Regions from separate parts of the Homo sapiens genome. Here region 2 is linked to region 1. The links are chromatin loops, found by intact Hi-C in ENCODE. Cell type or tissue: PC-3. All regions are shown on one strand.

The links. Peaks named below come from ENCODE experiments on the same cell type or tissue, not always from the same donor. Only the 100,000 strongest peaks of a DNase experiment are listed, where the experiment ranks them.
Region 2: it touches region 1 in a loop (8-fold over the local background); 20 of 110 quality-filtered maps call a loop at or near these places.

Annotation. Positions count from the first base shown.
Region 1 is chr12:27,967,569-27,972,568 of GRCh38, forward strand. It overlaps PTHLH (parathyroid hormone like hormone), which reads right to left. Exons shown (of 6, transcript NM_198965.2): 1 at 4,955-5,000; 2 at 4,359-4,451; 3 at 2,457-2,699; 4 at 1,826-1,948. The coding sequence starts at 1,926. Among named protein-coding and RNA genes, the nearest start is that of PTHLH, 2.7 kb to the right of the region's middle. RefSeq lists enhancers at 1,314-1,824, 1,825-2,334. In PC-3, no CTCF peak of the experiment used is centred here; DNase peaks (open chromatin) are centred at 163, 1,543, 2,653, 3,623 and 3 weaker places; H3K4me3 peaks cover 5,000 bases; H3K27ac peaks cover 5,000 bases.
Region 2 is chr12:28,870,362-28,875,361 of GRCh38, forward strand. No RefSeq gene overlaps it. Among named protein-coding and RNA genes, the nearest start is that of FAR2, 280 kb to the right of the region's middle. In PC-3, no CTCF peak of the experiment used is centred here; DNase peaks (open chromatin) are centred at 860 and 2,460; H3K27ac peaks cover 2,881 bases.

The DNA of each region.
Region 1 (5,000 bases):
TGACTTGTTTTTAAAAACTCCATTTGGCTATGATAATTTGATGAAACATCTTCATCTACTGATGATTTCAGCCTCCATGAAAAACCATGCCTGTAATGTGATGATCTATTACCCATTAACTATGAGAATGTTTTGTGGTAGTTTTATAACCATCTGCTGAGTGTGAGTGTTTAACTACAATATTATATTTCACCCACAAACAAAACTATAACAGTCGCTGGCTGCTAAATGGTTTCTGATGTGTGTTTTGTAAGGTGCAACAAAGAAAGAGTTAAAAATAGCCTTTAGGACAACTTAGCAGTATTTTTATGCCATAGTTGTGTATATAATCGTGAATCATTTGCTGTTTCTCAAAAGAGAAAACAGGTATTTCTTAAGCAACTTTAAAGAAAAAATTGGCTCTGTTCCAAGGTAGTATTTCTTAGCCAAATAAATATAGTATTTAAGTGTGCTTTTAAAAATTCAGTCTTCATTTCTATTTATGTATGAATTTCAAATTATTGAATTTAAGACAAGTTTCAAAATGAGCAAAAAGTCTGAAGACAATTTTCAGAAACACATCGGTAAAATGTTGATCTGAAGAATACAATGCAGCCTTATCTTCGGTATAATGTTCTACACAATTTGCCTTAGGAGATTCATAATAGATTTTCATTTTGATGCCAAGGTTCCGACATGTCTAAAGTAATTTCATTTAAGGATTTTCTCCTCTAATAATAATAGACCACAAGCACGTATAAAACAGTTGCCTTTTTGTACACCCTCGGGAATTTACAAGGAAGCACCATAAACCTGACTGTAAATATTAGATACTGCTATTTTTATTGTTAGTGTAAAAATTTGCCTTAATTCCTTCTCCAGAGTCAAACGCATCTCAGTTCTCGAACTTTATAGTTTTCCCATTCTGAACACTGAGTCTGCAGTTTAAAGATCACCCAACTATGGTGTTATACACATTAGTGAACTGCTAGGTCCAACAGATTATTAAGATCATGTTACTCTATCACTCTTCCAAGTTTTCAGTCACACGACATAGTGATATTTCTCTGGTGTGCTTGGATGTATGATTATTTCAAAGTTGAAGTTATCATTAAAAGAATCACCAAGTGAGAATGCCAAAATACAAGTTTTCAGTCTACAATGCAAATATTTGACTCCAGATTAAAGAACTGTTAGCAATAACTCCAAGAAAAAAAAGGTTCCACACCTAAAATTCATTTTGGAATCAAGCGCTCTAGCGTTCCTGAACTGTATCAATACTAACATTGGAGTCGTGCCACTGCAAAGTTGTTGCTACTTTATTATATAATACGCTTTTATTATGTAATGTGTTCCTATTTTATATGCTTAAAATTATGTCATTCATAATAAAATTAGATGTACGGCTTTTGCTTTTTCACACGCAAACCGCCACCCACATTCAGTATGTATACAAGCGCGCAGGCCATACGTCCCCAGGACCGCTCAGCTTCCTCCGAGTTTCAGAAGCTTCCCGGGTCCTGACAGTAACCACCACCCCCCAACTTTTTTTCTTTTCCACTAGAGGCAGAGGATCTTTCCCTAGAAGAGATTCTGTGAAACGCTCCCTCTTATGGAAACACACATAAAGTCTCTCTCTTGCCTGTCTCCCGTTGAAGATCAACCAGTTCTCCTGCCAGGTTTGAGGACCCGGGCTCAGGCCCCGGCAGGTATCCGGGATGGTCCCTCTCCCTAACCCGGGCAAGGAGCATCGGTGACCGCTGCAAGCCCTCGGCAGCATCCCAGCTTGGCAGCCCCTCCCCCTGGCCTCCCCAACCCGGCGCCCTGGGGAGGATGGGGCACTTACAGGCGGCGGCTGAGACCCTCCACCGAGCGCCCGCAGGAGGGCACCGCGTAGCTCAGCAGGAACACCGCGACGCTCCACTGCTGAACCAGTCTCCGCTGCATCGTCTCCGCTCGCGCTCGGGACCTGCAACAGAAGGGAATGGGACCCGAGTGTCAGTCTGGACTCTCCATCTCCCCGCACTACTCCGCTCCCCCTTTTTAGCCCGCTCTCAAAAAGCCTCTTCAACATCAAGGGCATCTCCCAAGTTGAAAAGAAAAAAAATTTCTCTGGAGCCTCTCAGCACTTACTTATTTAGCAACCGGCTACTCCAACTGTGCTTTCTCCAAACCACACAGCCAGAAAGAGCAAAAAGGGAAAAAAGAAACAAATCAGAGGCGCTTCCTCTGAAATAATAGCGAAAATAAAATGGTTTTATATATGCATCAATGATAAGTAGTGTGTTTACACGTCTCCCATAGCAATGTCTAATTAATCTGGCCAGCAGTTCTCCTGGGTTCGTGGAACAGGGCTAACCGCCTCCTAAAAGAAGAAAGTTTCCCCCTCTGAAGTCAGCTTCTTTGCGAACCAGGCCCTTTCGTTCCAGAGCCACTTGTAGCGAAACCCACATATATATACATAGCTGTCTGTCTACCTCCTCTGGTGGGCTGGTTGCTTCCGGAAAGTTGATTCCACACACCCTGAGAACAAGTTTCAAGTGCGTGTGTCGTCGATCAGGAGGGCCAGGTGGCGGCGAGGGCGGGTCGTTAGTGGCAGCCGGAGCGGCAGGGAGGCGGCAGCCCCGCTTCACGGGCGGGGAGACATGCTGGCCGGGCGGCGCAGGTTGGAGGCGAGTTGAAAACCGAGCGGAGGAATGTTCACACGCTCCGAGGCAAACCTGCCGGAGAAGTGAGCTAGTCGCAAAGAGGTGGCGCCCTAGGAACGCGCGCGGGGCGAGCGAGGGCGCAGGCGGGCTGGCGGGCGGGCGCGCGGGGGGCGGGGGCGGCGACGGGCGGCCCGAACGGGCCCCGCGCCGCCCGAGCGAGTGGAGGGGAGCCCCGAGCCGGGAATGAGCGGCGAGCGGCGGAGCTCCCCCCTCCCGCGCTGCCGACCCCGGAGCTGTCAGGAGCTCTGCCGAGCCCCACCCCGGAGCCCGGGCCCTGTCGCGCCATCCCCGTGCCGGGGGCGTGGGCGCATCCGCTTGCTCCCTCCAGGCCCGGCCGGCTCCTGCCGGCGCGGCGGATCCGGGAGCCGAGATCCCCGAGGGCGTGCGGACTGCCCCGGGCAGCCGGCGGTCCCCGGCGCGCCGAGCTGGACGAGCGGGCGCCAAGACCACCAGGGGCGGACCGACGAGGAGGAGGCCAAGGAGCTGGGCCGGGGACCGCGGGCAACCGGGAGCCTGCGCGGAGAGGACGCGGGCTGTTGGCCTGTGAATTTAAGGAGCCCGAAGCTCGCCTGGCAGCTCGGGGCGATGCATGAGAACCTTCCTCCCTGGCCCATTCCCGGGATGAACTGAGTGGGGAGCATCGGCTAGAGAGAGGGAGATCTTTTGCTTAGAAGAACAAAAACAGTTCCAGATTTCATATCTAAATTGCACTTTTTGCTGTTTCAGAACTGCTGGGAGACATCTGGAGCCGGTCCCAAAAAACCCGCGCACAGGAGAGATCCCCCTTTTGAATTGCAGAGGGGGACCGACACTCCTGGAGCACGCACACGGCCCTTTTCACTCATGGTCGGGAGTCTAACCCATCCTTTCTCTGATACCCTACCTGCTTGTCCCCTCCCCCTCAAAAGTCCCAGGTTACAGATTCTTGGAAGACTGTATCCGAGTCGCTGCAGCCAGCGGACAGATGCAGTGGAACTATGGTTATGTGCTGCTCTGCCTGGGAGAAGCGACGGGAAAGCCGAGGTTCTTTCCAAAGCTAATGGGCGGGGAAGAAAGACTGCTCGGAATTACTGGGTAGTATCATCTAGGAAAGGATTGCAGCGGGAGTGGATACCCTCCCCAGGGCTCCTCTAACTTTTTGAAAAGAGCGCGAGTGGACTGGGAACCATTCAAGGGATATTTGTCTTCTAGGCAATCCTGCTGGTAGGGTTCATTAGTTTCTAGAAGGCTAGTGTGATTTAGATTCTTGAGATGATTCAAGGAATGTGGCCTTTATCAAGCCCGACTTTCCGGGTGATGCTCCACATATTTTACCCAGGGTGGGAGAAATAGCACGCTGTCACCGAGACCCTCGCTCATCGGGGCTCCCACTGGTTCACTGCAGCTAGCTAGCAGTTAAAGTTTACTGCTTAGGTTGGGTGGGGGGGCATATTTTCTTAGAAGCTCCTGCCTTCCTCAGTTCATTACTGTAAACCCCGTACCTTAAAAGACTCGGCTTCTTCTCACTAACAAAGAAAAAAAGCAAAACAAAACCAAAACACACACACGCACACACACACACTCTCTCTCTGGGAATTTCCACAACTTCCCTTGAATGTGTAAGGATTTCTAAATGTTAGACTTGTTTGGATAGTATGAAAGGACAAAGTATCAGCACTCAGAAATGTCAACCTTTGAACCTCGAACACTTTCTGATTTATAAAAAGAATCCTTCCAAAAAGATGCAGGAGCCCTAATGTAATCGTTAGATCTGAAGGGGGAAATCTGTAAAAAAAAAAAAAAAAAAAAAAAAAAAGTCAATCACAAATGAGCCATTTAATACTTGCAAGTTGTTTAACATTGAAATGATAATATTTGCTTCCACAATAAAAAGTCCAAGGTACCTAGCCAAGTTTCAAACTATCCAGGCTTTAAAAAGTCAACCCTTCTCCCAATAGAAGGTTAAAACAAAAATCAGATTGAAATTATCAAATCACTTATGTTGTAAATAAATTCACTTTACTTTCAGAACATTATAAATTAAGGACTGGCATCAATAGACTGCTTTGATTTATGTTGCTTTTTCTACTAATTAAACAAAATTAACCCCCCACTCCTTCCCTCCTTTCTTTTTCCCCACACACTTTTCTGGTGTTAATGGCAAAACATCTATCAAATATTTTTAGAATTTCCTCTCCTCCACAAAAAGAGAAAATATAGACACAGGAAAAATAAATAGTCTTTATATACTCGGAATACCAAAGTTCCCTCCTAATTTATTACTTCACCTTTTCCTTGATTTACAATCTTCTCTCTGCTCTTCTGGCTGAAAGA
Region 2 (5,000 bases), 900 kb after region 1:
CCAGGTCTGGGGCAATAATTCTAAATCACAGTGCCAAATCTGTTATTAGTTAACTTGTTTTCCAAGCTACTTTTTTATGAGTCTTCATTTTTTGATCTGTCAAATGGGCATGAGTATGTATGTCTTAACTATCCCACTAGAATATATAAACTCTGCAAGTATAGGGATGTTAGTGTATTTTGCTCACTAAAATATTCCAAAGCAGCCAGAACAATGTTGGCACATAGTAGGCAATTAATATGTATTAAATTCATAAATGAATAAATAGGCTTGCTACATGCATTAAGTTTATATTATGCATGAAAAGATCTAAAAGTTAAAATGTTCTGGCCAGGCGCAGTGGCTCATGCCTGTAATCCCAGCACTTTGGGAAGCTGAGGCCGATGGATCATCTGAGGTCAGGAGTTTGAGACCAGCCTGGCCAACATGGTGAAACCCCATCTCTACTAAAAATACAAAAATTAGTAAGGTGTGGTGGCACGCACCTGTAATCCTAGCTACTCAGGAGGCTGAGGCAGAAGAATAGCTTGAACCTGGGTAGCGGAGGTTGCAGTGAGCTGAGATTGCGCCATTGCACTCCAGCCTGGGTGACAGAGCAAGACTCTGTCAAAAAAAAAAAAAAAAAAATTAAATGTTCTGTAATGGAGAGAGTTTGCAGTAGAGAGGAAGAGGTGTGCTGAGGAAGTTAGAAGATGAAGTGTCTGGCCTCAGCACTGCTGACTCACTGTATGGTCTATCCTTAACTGTAAAGTAAGGGAGATAATTTCTAAAGTCTCTTTCACTCTAAAATTCTGAACTTATATTTTTATGACAGGAAATGCAGTGATAATGTGTGTTTCTAAGTCCCATGTAATAGAGGCAAACCCTCTGGTACATACTATACCTACTTTTTGTTCTCAGGCTTTCTTAGGGTCTATGACTAATTTGAACTCCTTCCTTTGTACACAGACTGAACTTGAGCCACACCCTTGAAACCAGTTGAAATGGAACCCATTCTCAAGTGTTTGGGCTGGAACCATGGAAAGAGAGCAGATGCAATGGTCAGACTTTCTCTCATGTGTATTCTTCTCCAGACTTGGTACAAAATTGAAAAGGAAGTTTCATGTGCAGAAAACTACCAGGAATGAAAAGTAGTGGGTTTGGATGACTTTCCCAGAGTGGTGGGAATTTGGAATTCTTATAATGCAAATCAATACTAAGTCCGTTTAGAATCAGACAAACAAAGTGATGATTATTTTACGTTTTTGGGCCCAGAGCAAATCTGCTTCCAGCTAGTCTAGTACCTATTAACATTTATAAAGTTCTTTCTAGTAAAGGACAAGTCTTTGGGGAATAGCTCATGCCTAGCTATTTCGTGCCTTTTCACACTTGGCATAAAACAGATCTACAAATCCAGGTTTTGATGTGGAAATTCTTCCTTGTTATAAGAATTCTGATTCTTGAAATCCTCCCTTTCCCACCCCACTCTCATCTCCTAAAACTACCTGGTGGTGAAAGAAGTCAGTGGGGAATCATTTCTTAAGCATTATGATTGGCCTGCAAGAAAAATCTACTCTGCTGGTTTTATGACCCAGATGGAGGCTCAGACCCTCTCTACCAGGGATGGCAATTCTCATTGACTCCAGACATGCATGCGCTGTCTATCCAGGGCATGTTGTGGGTATCTTCAGTACCTCTCTTCTCCGGGTTTCTAATAACTTTAACTGTTCAATTTCCGCTCCCTTTGCTATCCTATAAAAAATGCAACCCCTTAAAGTGAGGAAGCTGCCTCAGCCAGGAATCACTCAGCTCACACGTACCAATATGTTGCCTACGGAGTTCAATGAGAAGTATGTTTCTTACTCCTTGGATGAATAGCTAGACCTAAAAATCCTATTGGCCCCAAAATATCATGGTATCTTTTGGAATATAAACTCTTTAAGCAATCCTGATATGATTTCTTGATAGTGACCACTTCCTTGTCCAGAGGAGTGTGTATATGGCAGCAATTGTACTAGGTTCTGGGATATAAAGGTAAATGCCACATGAATTTGCCCTCAGAAACTTCACATTCCAGATGGAGAAACAGATAGGTAAACAACCACCTGCAACACAGTGTGAGCTATAGAGATGATAGATAGATATTAGATAGATAATAGAGATAGATATAGATAGGTAGATGATAGAAAGAAAGAATGGACAGGCACATTGTTTAGGGGAAGATTTGTTTCATGTAGGGGTTCCTGGGTGGTTGGTTCACAAAGGGTCATATCTGATCTGGGCTTTGAAGAGTAGGAAGGAAATAATATTCCTGGCAGAAAGAGAACAATGTGAGCAAAAGCAACTTGGGTGCGGTAAAGTAATGGTGAGTAATGTGGTAAAGTATGGTATCTTCTGCATGGCTGGAAGATACCGTATTTTAGGTGGAGTGGTTGGAAATAAACTGGAAAACTTGGACCAGTTCTCCAAGCTCCCACCTGGGCTGACTCTCTAATAGAAGGTCAACTTTTGGCAGCTCAGCAGCTACCCCTACTGGCAAGGCAGAGTTGGTATCATGAATTTTGAATAGGGTCTTGCCTGTCTTGGGAGCAGCATTTCTTCAAAACATGTACTATGCGTTAGCACTTCCAGCTCTAACCTTCATCCTCACCCCGCCATTAAGCTATTCTATGAAAAAGGGATACGAGGGCTAACGATGCATTTGTGATATAGTGCTGCTAATCAGCATAAGGCTATATTCAGCAATACAGGAAATGTCTTTGGGACCCCTGTAGAAGTAGTTGAGGCTACTCAATAGTTTTGTTTGAGGCTACTCAACTGTTTATATTTTCAATAGGTTTCAGTTCCCGAAAGATTATAGCAGTGTGGCCTCCATCAGCTTGTCTCCATCTTATTGATAAATTCATGAAGGTTTTAATACCAGTTACATGCCAGACATGACCAGAAACTTATCCCCATCAAGAGGGAGAATTTCCATCTTCGGAGCTGAAGAAGAGATGAGTGTAACACTTCTAATTTTTTTTCCAACACTCTATCAATTAGCTTTCCCCATATTTTCCAAAAGAAAACTTTACTTTTCTCCTCCACAGAAATTTTGGATTTCTAAGGTGAAGGAACTCCTCCTGATTCTTCAAGTTTAAGGGTGGCCACAAGAAATAAATATATGCAGTGTTTTCCCTGGGGCTTAAGTGAAAAATCTAAGGGATGGGATGAAAGGGACTGAGTAGGGAAACATGAGATTCTTTCAGAGCTTTCAGTCTACTGAAAAGTCCTCGTTTGACCTAAACTCTAATTTTCTAGGAAGTATGGGAGTCCCAGGTTACTTCATTTCCAAGGTACAGGAGATTTCTTTCTAGTTTTGATGATCTACTTGCCCTTCAAAATAAAAGGGGATATTTACAGGAGTCATTACTCTCTGTGACATCCTCAGGAATGATGTCCACCCTTAGCCCAAGCTCGAGAAGAATTAGAGGATGGGACAAAATAACATTCACTTGAGAACAGGTTTTTAGTTATTCCTAGTATCAGGACAAATGCCAAGCAATCTTTCTCACCATCTATGAATGATGCAGCAGGCCCGCCAAAGTCAAACTCTGGGATCCCTCAAGTCACTAAGTCATAACTCAAATCCACATGTTATGGAAGCAAAGACTACTCTTGGTGGCTGTTCTGGTCTAGTAAGACAGTTCTAGTATTGCTCTTGTGAGTAATAAAGGCCAGGTGTCAACAGCTCCAACAGCAATAGTAGAAGCTAAGAGGGGGACAGCAGGGACATAGGTGTCATCCGTTCCAAATTATAGTCTGTGTACAGAGAAAGTGCACAGCCTGGAGAGGACAAGGAGAGAAGAATTTGGCTTATTATCGAAACCAGACATTTTAGTCATAACTGCTCCCTGTTCTCTGACCTTTCTCCCTGTGGCTGGAGTTTGGATTCTAGTCCTAGCTTAAGTCCTTTTCTGTGTAAATCAAGAAAATAGAACTCATTCTAGGTGTTTCAAATAAAAAAAAGGGTACAATAAAGGGAAATGTGCTTAGCAAACTGTTAGAAGGGCTAAAAAAGCAAAGATTGAGAGAGGGTCCACTAACATTCCTGCCTCTTTGGCAAAACAACCGGAAAATGCTGCCACACCGTAGGGCAAAAGACCAGGAAACTGGATGAAAGGCTAGAGTGCAGTGGCGCGATCTCAGCTCACCGCCACCTTCGCCTCCCAGGTTCAAGTGATTCTCCTGCGTCAGCCTCCCTAGTAGCTGGGATTACAGGCATGCGCCACCACATCCGGCTAATTTTGTATTTTTAGTAGAGATTGGGTTTCACAATGTTGGCCAGGCTGGTCTCAAACTCCTGACCTCAGGTGATCCACCCGCCTCGGCTTCCCAAAGTGTGGGGATCATAGGTGGGAGGCACCGTGCCTGGCCAGCCTTCACATCTTGTTCAAAGATTTGTTAATGTTAAATGGTAACAAAAGTCTGTGAGTGAGAGAGTGTAGTAGAATGTATTTCTAACTGTATTTCTTCCATTCCCTATGATATAAGAGAGATTATAGAACAGGGTGGAGTGGGAGCTAAATGACAACAGTCGACATACAGGAAACACTCCTCTGGGGTGTTTACCTTCTGGGTTGAACTGCATGTTCACAGTTGGCTGGTATCTTGGCCTGTGCTGGGTTTCTACACACACTGAGGGAGCCGGTGAGATTGCTTTGTTTCCTGTGATCAAGAGCAGGCTTAGCATGTCAAAAAACGTTATCTTTGTATTGCCATCAAGCAGCATCATGTAGTCTTGCCTTGGCTTCACAATTCAAAAGTTAACATTTTTCCTACATAGTTTTTCTCTCTCCCTTTCCCCATCACAATTACTTCAACAAAATCAAATGGGCATCTTCTCATCCAAAAATACTGTTGAGCACTTTCCTCCTCCTTACTAGAGGCCTCAAATTCATGTCAAAAACCAGACAGCATTAAAGAATAAAAGGATTGAAAGGACACAAGGTAAATAGGAAGAGCTGGGTAAAAGCATATTG